4 separate regions of the Homo sapiens genome follow, and regions 1, 2 and 3 are each linked to region 4. A link is a contact called in ENCODE Hi-C data. All regions are on one chromosome and are shown on one strand. The core of a region is the stretch at or near the end of the contact, and the rest is flanking DNA. Distances in the headings are between cores, read along the strand shown. Region 1 holds the start of RAB18 (RAB18, member RAS oncogene family). Region 2 holds the start of COMMD3-BMI1 (COMMD3-BMI1 readthrough). Region 3 holds the start of DNAJC1 (DnaJ heat shock protein family (Hsp40) member C1). Region 4 holds the start of ARHGAP21 (Rho GTPase activating protein 21).

The links. A loop is a pair of places that touch in the nucleus more often than their neighbours do. Pooled maps may share reads with other maps.
Region 1: a map with no recorded cell type shows a loop between it and region 4 (30-fold over the local background). The contact joins the promoter of RAB18 here to the promoter of ARHGAP21 in region 4. A Hi-C loop is called at or near these places in 3 of 37 single-sample maps with no recorded cell type and 10 of 50 pooled maps.
Region 2: a loop to region 4 is called in a pooled map, with 9 times the contacts of the local background. The contact joins the promoter of COMMD3-BMI1 here to the promoter of ARHGAP21 in region 4. A Hi-C loop is called at or near these places in 1 of 168 maps with a recorded cell type or tissue (gastrocnemius medialis), 1 of 37 single-sample maps with no recorded cell type and 12 of 50 pooled maps.
Region 3: a loop to region 4 is called in a map of B cell, with 8 times the contacts of the local background. The contact joins the promoter of DNAJC1 here to the promoter of ARHGAP21 in region 4. A Hi-C loop is called at or near these places in 1 of 168 maps with a recorded cell type or tissue (B cell), 1 of 37 single-sample maps with no recorded cell type and 7 of 50 pooled maps.

What each region holds. Positions count from the first base shown.
Region 1 is chr10:27,503,026-27,505,758 of GRCh38, reverse strand. It overlaps RAB18 (RAB18, member RAS oncogene family), which reads right to left and starts at 1,455. Exons shown (of 7, transcript NM_021252.5): 1 at 1,322-1,455. The coding sequence starts at 1,389. It overlaps LOC124902399 (a long non-coding RNA gene), which reads right to left and starts at 1,314. Exons shown (of 2, transcript XR_007062097.1): 1 at 1,035-1,314; 2 at 667-780. RefSeq lists enhancers at 1,320-1,379, 1,490-1,759.
Region 2 is chr10:22,315,062-22,317,762 of GRCh38, reverse strand. It overlaps COMMD3-BMI1 (COMMD3-BMI1 readthrough), which reads right to left and starts at 1,375. Exons shown (of 14, transcript NM_001204062.2): 1 at 1,207-1,375. The coding sequence starts at 1,345. COMMD3 (COMM domain containing 3) reads right to left here and starts at 1,375. Exons shown (of 8, transcript NM_012071.4): 1 at 1,207-1,375. The coding sequence starts at 1,345. RefSeq lists an enhancer at 828-1,127 and a silencer at 1,398-1,517.
Region 3 is chr10:22,002,278-22,005,014 of GRCh38, reverse strand. DNAJC1 (DnaJ heat shock protein family (Hsp40) member C1) reads left to right here and starts at 1,285. Exons shown (of 12, transcript NM_022365.4): 1 at 1,285-1,802. The coding sequence starts at 1,581. RefSeq lists enhancers at 1,032-1,161, 1,192-1,241, 1,121-1,621 and a silencer at 1,282-1,651.
Region 4 is chr10:24,722,535-24,725,234 of GRCh38, reverse strand. ARHGAP21 (Rho GTPase activating protein 21) reads left to right here and starts at 1,348. Exons shown (of 26, transcript NM_020824.4): 1 at 1,348-1,673. RefSeq lists silencers at 229-608, 1,359-1,548, 1,579-1,648, 1,739-1,818, 1,839-2,198 and 1 more and an enhancer at 905-1,815.

The DNA.
Region 1 (2,733 bases), core at 206-2,705, 2.8 Mb before region 4:
GTGAAACCCCATCTCTACTAACAGTACAAAAGTTAGCTGGGCATGATAGTGCGCGCCTGTAGTCCCAGCTACTCGGGAGGCTGAAGCAGGAGAATCGCTTGAACCCGGGAGGCGGAGGTTGCAGTGACCCGAGATCGCGCCACTGCACTCCAGCCTGGCAACAGAGCGAGACTCCGTCTCAAAAAATAAATAAATAAATAAGTAAATAATATCAGAATATATTACATAAGCTTTCAAATTCTGAAGAAGCTTTTAAAAAGTAAGACTTTATGAAGTGACTTTTACAAGTTATTTGAGGAGAGCTTTCATTCTAGTTTGTAGAATTAAGGCTATTTCAATTTATGAAATACAAAAAATTATTTGAAAGATACGTGTATCAGAAGGTATAGCTAAAATATGAAACTGATTACAGCCCCTGGAGTGCAAATGTGGTTTAAGGATCAGGACGGCCTTGAACATAACCTACTCATAATCAGATGGCAAGAATGACATCAGCTGGAGAACTCTCTTCCAAGACCTGGATGAAATCACAGCCCTCTAGCAACATCCACCTAGATCCATGTCTTACCTTATACTCAACTCCACTGTCAATATTATTTTCCCCAAGGAAAAAGTAAAAAATGAAAGCACAACACTAATCTTCTGTCTCCACAGGATGTGGCAAAATGAGAAATAACAATTACATTTTATTTTCAAAGGTGGCCCACGGCTGAAGCACTCGGACCTTACACTAAAGCGAAATTTTCCAGCAGTCACAAGATCCAGTTCTTTCACAGCCGACTAATAAAAAAGTAAAAGAATCGACATTAAGCTGCGCCCAAACAGGCCAGGAATGGGACCTAAGGCGTCACGAAACTTCCCGAGGACATTATGTATTTAGAGAAGGCCCCACAGAAACCCTCAAGTGGGAAAGCTATGTCTCCCGGGTCTCGGGGTGGCAGGCAGCCTGAACCCCGAGAGGTTCGAGGCAAGGCGCCCCCGGCCGGATTCGGGCCCAAACCAGCCCGCCACGCCCTGAGCTCCGCGCAGCAAACCTGCCGGCCGAGCGGCGGCCCTCGGAATGGTGTTTTCTCGGCGCTACAGGAGGGAGAGCGACCCAGAGAACTTGGGCCTGGCAAAGGCCGGGAACCAGGCAGGCGCGGGTGGGGAGAGGAAAGCAAACGTCGCGGGAGAGCGCGGCCCAGAGGCCGAGGAGGGCGCGAGCGGAGCCGGCCCGAGCCCGCCGCTGCAGTTTACAGTTCCCGTCGCGGCCCAGGAGACAGCAGCCACCGGGGCAGAAAGAGCCCAGCCACCCTCGTCACGACCCGCACCTCCGCCTCACCTGGACTTGCCCACCCCACTCTCGCCGATGATGAGGATCTTCAGGGTGGTTAGCACGTCCTCGTCCATCCTGACCCCGTTCCGCTCCGAGCCCAGCTGGCCGCCCGGGTGCGCCTCTCAGCCCTTCAGCAGAGTGAGCTGCTGCGCATGCGCGCCGCTCCACGTCTGCCACCTTCCTTTCACACCGGGTGTTCAGGCTGCCGAAGCCCTGGACTCCCCAGTTCCGCCTTGAGGTAGCTCCACGGCTGCGCGACCCAGAATCCCCGGCGTTTTTCCGGACTGCGTGTTCCTCCCCTGCGCAAGCGCAGGTGGGGAGCGCTGTGTGTGACTTTGTTGGCTTCTTCTTGAGGTCTAGCTCCGCCCCAGCCTCAACCTAACCCTCCTTTTGAGTCAGTGGGAGGACTCAGTCAGGAGAATATCAAGCTGTTTTATTTCGGCAGCTGCTCATAACAGCTGCACTGCGGTGGGAAAAGCACTGTGCTTGAAGCAGATTATCTTAAATTTAGGTCCAGCTCTACCTTATAACTGCCTTGTCATACTACCCAGCTTTCTTAGCCTTTCTCCATCTCTGAGAGACACAGTAACACTTCTTAGAACATCTGCTTCTTATTGTTATGAAGGTTAAGTGAGTTAATTTGTGAAGACATGTTGTTAACCAAAGTGCTCTATAAAAGGTGTGATCAGGTATTATCTTGCTGGCTTCCCCTCTGTTATAGTGGAGAGCACCCTCTGCACCCTAATTCATCTTGAAAGGGAGGCGTAGACTTCAGGTAGGTCAGGTGCATTACTTCTGGCGGTGCAACTTCAAGTCAACTCTCCTTCCTCATAAGAACTGCTACACCCATACTGCAGGAAGTGTATGTCTACACCTTGCCTCCTGCATTAAGTTGTAAATCTTAGTGAAGGTACCAAACCTCATTCATAATACTTAGCACAGTGCCTGGTACATGGCAGGCACTCAATAAACCTCAGTTCTCTTGTCTTATTTCCTTATACCTGCAGCTAATGTCATATACAATGGATATTTGATTAAAGACTACATATAAATAAAATTTCAAATGTTAAGAAATTAATTTGTTAAATAGCTGGAAAAGCCCTTTCAAAAGATATCCCAATGGCTTCTCCTCCTTCAGGTCTTCGCTCAAATGTTGCATTCTTAAAGAGGCCTTCCCTGTCCATTCTACTGAAATATGCAAATCCCTCCAGCATTCTCTAGACCTCTTTACATTGTTTTTCTGCATAGGATTTAACCACTCTCTGATACACTATATATTTTACTACTTTATTAGAAGTCTCATGAAGGCAAGGATATTTTGTTTTGTCTACTGGTATGTCTTCAGTATCTAGAGTACTTCATGGCACATAATATGTGCTAAATAAATGTATGCTGAATGAATTAATTGAATGAATGTT
Region 2 (2,701 bases), core at 126-2,625, 2.4 Mb after region 4:
GGACAGTCAATTATAAGTAAATGAGATGAGCAACAAGATCAAGTGAAAAACAATAAAAAGAACACAACAAGAACTCTACTATTACTAGCTTCAATTAACTTATTTTGCCTTAATATTTTTACTATTAAAAAATATTATAGCCCCCAAAGAAAATATAACAATGCAATGGTCATTCTAACACTGGAGTAAATTCAAAGGAAAAACAAGATAAATATTTTACATTGTGTCAATTTTAGAATAAACTTCCATCCTAAAAATGATGAGTTTAGGGTAACCGGCTCCATGAACAAATACATCAAGGGGGTAGAAGGTAGGGCATGAGTTCAGAATATAAGATACAAATTTCAAAATTATATTAGTACTTTCAGGGTTTGACAGTCATTTTTTTTTTGAGATTAACCCAGGTGGTGGTTACTATTTTCGTTTAAGAACTTCCACTTTCATACTTTTTGTACAAGTGTTTAGTTCATGAAACTACAGAAAAAAAACAAAAATTTGAATTGTTGGGATATTTATATTTAAGAAAATCATCTAAAAGCGATCGGTCTTAAAATATGTCTTCAATCCATACTGACACTGCACCTCCGCAGTCACTGACCGGATCGCTTAAAAGACACTCGCATCCTGGTAACTGGGGCGGAACAAAGTATTGTGCATCATAGTTTAAGGTTCTAGGCGTAGAACCTGTGTAAACATGCTGAACTAGAGCGCTGGAGTGATCATAGCAACTTGAGGTATGCTCTAAGTTGGCAAATGTCAACACTGTCTGACCTAGTAATTACTTCGGAAACAGACCCTTAAACCTTTGCTAGCCTAGCCCTGGAAGCTTGAATTGCAGGGAGCTCCCCAGATGAAGTCCAACTGTCAAAACAGCCGCAGCCTCAGACAAGGCTAAACACCTTAGATGTTTAGGCCACAAACAAGACTTGAACACCGGCTTTACAAAAGAACAAAGAGACTGGGAGGGAAACCGGGCCAGGAACGTGGAGTTGGCTCTATGCAGGTGCCAAGTGGGGCCAAAACAATGCTCAGAGTCTGCTCCGAGTCCTGGCAGAGCCACGTCCCCAACACTCCGTCCGGAGCGAAGGGCAAAGCCCGGAGACTTCCTCTTCCCGGGGCTTTCCCCTTCTCGCTCCGCCGGCTCCTCTTCTCCGAGCGCCCCTCCACCCCGGCGGATCCAGCTCCGAGCCGAGCCGAGCGGCTTACCTAACACGGCCTCGTCCGCCTGGGCGTCCAGCAGACTCTGGAATGCCGCCCGGAGGAGAAGCGTGAAGGCGTTGGAGTCGAAGGAGCGGGGATCCGCCAGCATCTGGAAGCCTTTCTGCACAGACTCCGAGAGCTCCATTGTGAGCGCGCCGTGACCTTCGACACGCACACCACGTGACACGCGCCGCGCGCTCAGCTGATGCGGCCGCGCGCGCACGCGGCTCGGGGCGGCTGGCGGCGGCGCGGGCTGCGGGGCCTCCCCGCCCGCCTCCGCGCCCGCGCGCGGGTCCCGCGCCCCCAGCCGCCGCCTACGGCCTCCCACCGTTTCCGTCCAGCTCTCGCTTGTCCAGCGCAGGCCGCGGGAGCTGCCGAGCCTTGGCGAGAAGGGCGGCCTCGGGCGTTTTGTGGACGCGCTCGGCGCTTTCTCCTTGGTTCGGCGCTTACCTCGGACGGCCACCAGCTCGGTTCCCTGAGAGACCCCGGGGAGACTGCGGACGGTGTCGGGATCCCGGCCCCCGCCTCCCGCAAACGGCGTCCTCCCCGCTCCTCGCTCTGCGCGAATCCTGCGGGAAGCTCCGATCTCAGGCAACTGGATTTTGCTTTTGTGGTTTTTTGTTTGTTTTGTTTGTTTTTTAGCTCACCAGCTTAACCTCGCAGCACTGCCCTTTTATGAGACTGTAAGACATCTAATTATGTGATTCTTGCTTATTTTTACTTTTTTTTTTTTGTCATTTCTGGAATACGGCAGTAGTGTCCTTCCTGCATGGGGGGTGTGTACACATGCACGCATACATAGAGTTCCTGTATGCACTGCACTCCAGCAATCGGATTAATAAATTATTCATGAACAGATTTGACAGGATTATTAACAATTTTATATGCCGCTGCAAATAAAGCCAACTGCCATACACATTTTGTGCTACTCACCACATCTATGGGTCCCGTTTTAGTTGCTCTATAGAATCTGCATAAATACGTTTTTATTAAACAGCTACCTTAGTAAAGTACAGTTAGGAATGGCAAGATCTTTATTAGAAGTGAGTTACTGTTTAGGATGCTCATACCTTTAAAGATTCAAATACTGTATAAAGTTTAACTTCCTCTCTATTTCTACGAAGTTGGTTTAGAGAACAAGAATGATTCTTTAAAAAACCCGTGAAGCAAAGTAGATTAGGTATTTTTAATCAAAAGCACTTGAAAAGTTAAAAAATGCAAGTTCTTGAAGGGTGGAGGGAAGGGATGCGGAACAACAAAGATGTTTTAGTCTTCAGGAGCGATTATTTGCAACATTAGACCCAAAGTGAAACATTATTTTCTTTTTCTAACTTAGATGTCTGTTTTAAAAATTTTTGATGGATACAGTTGACATTTACCTTGGCACCAATACATAAAGTGTACCTCATTTCACAACAGGATGCAAATGGAGTAAGCATCAGTAACAGATTGAGTAACTACTCAGCCCTCCTTTGAAAGCTTTAAAAGGCACGTGCAGTGG
Region 3 (2,737 bases), core at 36-2,535, 2.7 Mb after region 4:
AGATCATTAATTTCATCTTATTTCGATGTTTTGTTCATTGAATAAACAGTAACCTAATTTAGGGACTTGGTAAAGATGACGTTCACTTTAAGAAAACTGATATAACCAAAAATAAACTAGGCTGGGGGTGGTGGCTCATGCCTGTAATCCCAGCAGTTTGGGAGGCTGAGGTGGGTAGATCACATCATGTGAGGTCAGGAGTTTGAGACCAATCTGGCCTACACGGTGAAACCCCGTCTCTACTAAAAATACAAAAAATTAGCCAGGCATGGTGGCAGGAGTCTGTAATCCTAGCTACTCGGGAGGCTGAGCCAGGAGAATTGCTTGAACGTGGGAGGCAGAGGTTGCAGTGAGCCGAGATGGTGTCATTGCACTCCAGCCTGTGCAACAAGAGCAAAACTCCGTCTCTAAATAAATAAATAAATAAACTAAAAATCTGTGGTAGGGGGAATGGTGGTAGGGAGGTAGTCACAGGATTCAGTTCAACTAATTGAGTGCTCTCATGTGCTATGCATTGTGCTAAGCACACAATAATAAAGTCCACACAAGAGAATTGTGGTGGAGAAAATAACTTGAAAAGAGCTTGAACAGAAGCAATGCAAGACTAGAAGGTGAGACATTGTTATGGGAGAGGAGGTTTTTAGCCTGTCTTTTAAAACAGAAACATCTCAATTGAGGTCTGTTTTCAAAGGAACCCCAACTGGAGGTGGGCTAAGGTGGATAAACTACATTTCTCCTCCAACTATGATTGAGTCACCATTATTAACTGTTAATTCTACCAGGTCATTTTATGGTATTATGCCTGTAAATCTTAATTCATAATTAGAAGTATACTTTTTGTTTTGGTTTCAATTCCTTTTCTGCTCTACCTCTCTCTACTTACTAGATTTGCCCCTTTTAGAACCTGGTTCAACTTGTCCTGTCTTCTTTGCTGATGGACTAATTAAATGCATGGAAGCCATAATCAATTAATCAGGCTTCAAATATGCTTTTAGTGTTCGATAGCTAGGGGAGAGGAAGACAGTAGCTATTTCAGGGGAAGTCCACGTGGGGCGTTCCAGATGGACGCGAGATGGCTATAACCGTCCCTGTCTCTCAGCCCATGTGGGCGCAGGTACAGCTGCTCCGTGCGCGCCAGTGATTGAGAGGCATTTCACCCAGGCCCAGATCTGGGGCGCCAGGCGTCCAGGCTTCCGGCCACGCCCCCTTCCCGCGGTTGCTAGGAGACATGATGTCACCGGAAGCGAGGCCTGGGATAGGCTGAGGCGAAGGGAAGCCTCACCCACTGTGCAGCCCAGGCGCCGGGCGCTGCCTCTACAGCTGTGTGTAGGCCTGGGGGCGAGGGTCTTCGGAACGTAGCGCTGGCTGCGGCCCCGCCCGCCTACCCACCCGCCCGTCCGGCAGCCGGCTCCCGCCGCCTCCGCGCTCTGTCTGGGGCCAGCCACCTGGCGGGCCGCTCCGGTGCGCCTGCCCGCGCTTTTCACTGACAGGCGCTGTTCCCCACAGCCAGCGCCGCCCGCCACGTCCCAGCTCTCGGCCAACGGAGCTGCGCGGCGGGTGACCTTTCCGAGCCCAGCGCGATGACGGCTCCTTGCTCCCAGCCGGCGCAGCTTCCTGGACGCCGCCAGCTCGGGCTGGTGCCGTTCCCGCCGCCGCCGCCGCGGACGCCGCTGCTGTGGCTGCTGCTGCTGCTGCTGGCCGCCGTGGCGCCGGCGCGCGGCTGGGAGAGCGGAGACCTGGAGTTGTTTGACTTAGTGGAGGAGGTGCAGCTCAACTTCTACCAGTTCCTCGGGGTGCAGCAGGTAAGCAAGGAGGCGCGCGGGGCCGGGCGGAGAGGGGCCAGGGCAGGCGTCAGGCGACCCGGTTCCTCAGAGACAGCCGGACACGTAGGGCAGGGCTTGGTCACCCCGGGCTCTGGCTGCCCTCAGCTCGGGTCACCGGGGTCCTCAGCCTTGGAAGGACGTGTCCGTCTTCCCCAGATCTTTACTCCTGCTTCAACTTTTCTAGTCCCAGCCCCAGTGACAGGCTGGACGGCGCCACTAGCCTAGGGTGGCGATGCCTTCTCTCTGCTCCGGCGTTCTGGGGAAGAGCCTTCCCCCTCCAGCTGTGCTGGAGGAAGAACGAAGAGTGGTGTGGGTAGACTTTTTTTTTTTTTTAATTTAACACCTACCTTTTGCCTTCCTGTCCCCCTGAATGTGAGAAAGAGCAGCCGCTTCTCACCCTAAACTGTCATCTTCCACCGATACTTACCTCATCCTTATTCTTATTTCAGCTGCCTCCCCTCCTCTTCCCTTCTGGGAAAGTAGGAATGCACTGTGGCCAGTGTCTGTGTTGCAAAAGTTTTTCTTACTTTGTACTTCGTCATCTTTTTAGCCTGTTAGGTAGATGTTTGTTTCGCTTTCGCAGTTTAGAAATCTGGAGGAATTTGAAGCGTCTAACCAGGTTGGAGGTGTTAAGTTTTTTGAGCAGCAAAGGACTTGGGATGCGATTGGAAGAGAAGCCCCCGGTCAGTAATGTAGGAATGGGTTTTTTTTTCCCCTTTTCCTTTTGTTTCATTTCGTTTTCTTCTATAGCTTAAGACATTAACTTGTAAAATCCATTTGTTGCTTTTTAGTTCTACCATTGAGGGTGGTTGAGTGAGGGTAGATATCCAGTCTCTACCTGAAGCCTTGTGCGAAGGAGAAGATAACATTTCGCTGATTTCAGGCTTATGGGGTGAAAAATGTACACTTCACAC
Region 4 (2,700 bases), core at 99-2,598:
CTCCCCTGTCCCCCATAAAGAAACAGGACCTCAGGTGGTGGGCGGGCGGGGAAGGAGAAGGGATGTTTCTAAGTCTACAGGGGAGAGTGTAGAAAGAAAGAAGGAAAAGGTAAGAGGACTCCACAGTTTCTAGGTTTTGTTCTTCTTTTTTTCCCTCTGGACAGCGGTGGCAGCTGATCAGACACAATAGCTGGCAGTCCCCGGCCGCAGTGAGGATAAAAATGACCCTCAACAGCACCAGCAGGAGCACCGAGAAGGGGAGGGGAGTGTGTATGGGAGGGGGCGAGGATGAGGGTGACAAGGTGACAAACGCTGCCTCTGACTGCGAGCAACTCCCCCTCCAGCCCCGCGAGGCTCGGAGCCGGGGAGCCACCTCCCCGGAGCGGGGCGGGGTGGGAAGGAGAGGCCGAGGGGGCGGTGGCCTTCACCCGGGGGCGGGGAAGAGGGCGGAGGGAAGCCTGATTTACCAGCCCCTGATTGGTTCGCGTTCTCTCGTCGCGTCTCCCGATTGGGTAATTTGCAGCGGGAGATGTTGTGAGGCACGGCGGGGCGGAGCGAGCTGCCGGGGTCTGTGACAAGGCCCGGGAATTGGGTGGGGAGGGTGGCGGTTGTGCCGCGGCTCCGGAGCCGCTGTGACCTGGAGTGTGGCGGACAGAGAAGCGCAGCCGCCTCTCCACAGTTCCGCTAGCCGCGCCAAATTCGCTCAGCCGCTCTGCAGAATTTATAAAAGGGAAAGAACTGAATGAGCAACGCTTGGCTAACTTCCCCCTTCCCACCACAGGAAGAGATTTTTGCTGTGAGGCGTGAGGGGACACTCCCTTATCTGGAAGTCCCACGTCTCGTCGCAGCTTCATTGCCTTCCCGCTGCAAAAAAGGGGTGGGGGCACAATTTGCCAAGCCCTGTCCCCCAATCTAGGACCTTTGATCCCTGGAGTCTGCAGATGTCGCTGTTATAGGCTTGTCCCCCTCTCCACCCCAGACGTCTACCACCAGGTCTCCTTTCCCGGGAGCAAGCCCATCCCTGGACGCTGCCGTTCAGCGCTTGGGAGACTGCAGGGGCGGGGAGCGTTGTGTGCCTGGTTTTGGGGTGCTGGGGGGCGAGGGCTTGTAGGTCCCGCGACCCACGGGGAGGGGGCAGGCGAGCACCCCGCTCCGGCCTCCGGCTAATCCCCCTTCTCCAGCGTCGGTTCCCCGGTCCCGTGTTATTCAAGACAGAAAATATTCAGCCCCAGAGCCTCCCCTGGGGAGGGGAGGGGAAGGAGGTGGAGTGGGAGGAGGTGGATCCAGGGAGGAAGAAGCGAGAAATCCGCCCCCGGGAAACAGCTCCGCGCGGCCACGGAGCGAGGCGCTTCTGTCACTTGGCGTTCGCGGGCGCCGGAGCTGGGCCCCGGCCCGGCCCGGCGAGGCGAGGGGAGAGTCCGGCGGCCGCCGCCCCGCCCCACGCCCTCCTGCGGCGGCCGAGAGCCCGGGGCCGGCCGGGGCAGGTCGCGGCGGTGCCTGGGAGCGGCCGGCCGGGGGCGGCGGCCTCGGAGCGCGGCGGCGGCGGCGGCGGCGGCGGCGGGCAGCGCGGGATCGTCCGGCTGCGGGGTCCGGCTCACGCCGGGCGGGCGGGCGGGGCGCGCTGTCCCGGAGCCGGCCAGCCCCGTGCGGATCCACTCGTCCCGCTTCCTCTGGTGCGTGTCTGGTTTCTTTTCCGTCTCAGCCGAGAGGGCGCTGCGCTCGCGGGCCGTGGAGTGCCCGGCTTGCCGCGGGCTCTCTCCCTTCCCGCCACAGGCCACCCGGCCGGGCGCTGGCTCGGGGCCGGAGGGAGCCCGCGGCGGGCGCCCGGCGGGGGCGGAGGGGCCGCGCCCGCGTGTGCGGAGCAAGGGCGGGCGGCGGGGCGGAGGGAAGGGCACAAAGGCCGGCGGTGGGCGCTGGGGTCCGGCCGGCCAGCCTTGGAGGAGGGGCGCCTGGGGCCGCTCATGAATATTAACCGAGCCTGCGGCCTAGCGCGTCCCGGCCGGGCCCGGCGCCCGGCCAGCGTCTCCGCTTCAGCTCGCCGCCGCGCTTCGGCCGCCGGGCCCGAGCGGGCGGGAAGGGTAAGGCCCCCGGTTTTGTCTCGCCCCGGGGCTCCTAGCACCTTTGAGAAAGTCCATATTGGGGCCGCTCTCCTCGGGAGCTCGAGGTCCCCGACCCGCCTCAGGAAGGGGCGGGGGAATCGTGGGGAGGTGGGTGGTGGTTTGCTTTTTCTCGTTTTTTCCCCCTAGGTGGCCACAGGGGAAGGGAAGCCGTGTCGAGTGGTAGTTGGGGGAAAAGCCGCGACTTCAGAGTTGCTCGGGTGTAGCTCCAGAATCATGCCCTGGAGCGGGAGCGGCGCCGGCGTCCCACCCGCGGCCGCGCACGCCTCCCCGGCCGTCCCCACCCAGCCCCGCCGCGGGCCAAGGAAAACAGCCGCCTCCTCGGGGACGCCGGCCGGGGCGGAGGGGCGGAGGGGCGGCGCCCGAGTCACCCGGAGACGCCGCCGAGCCCACGCCGGCCCCAGCCAGGCTGGCTTTGTGCTTGCGTTTTTGGGGGGCGGAGGGGAGCGAAGAGGGGGCTTGGAAAGTGTGATCCCATTTCAGCCTCGTGGGGGAGAAAACTTCACCGAAGTGTCCCTGTCTGGGTGATGCAGAAAACAACATGCACAGCCCTCTGCTCTACCCAGGAAAGACATGAATTAAA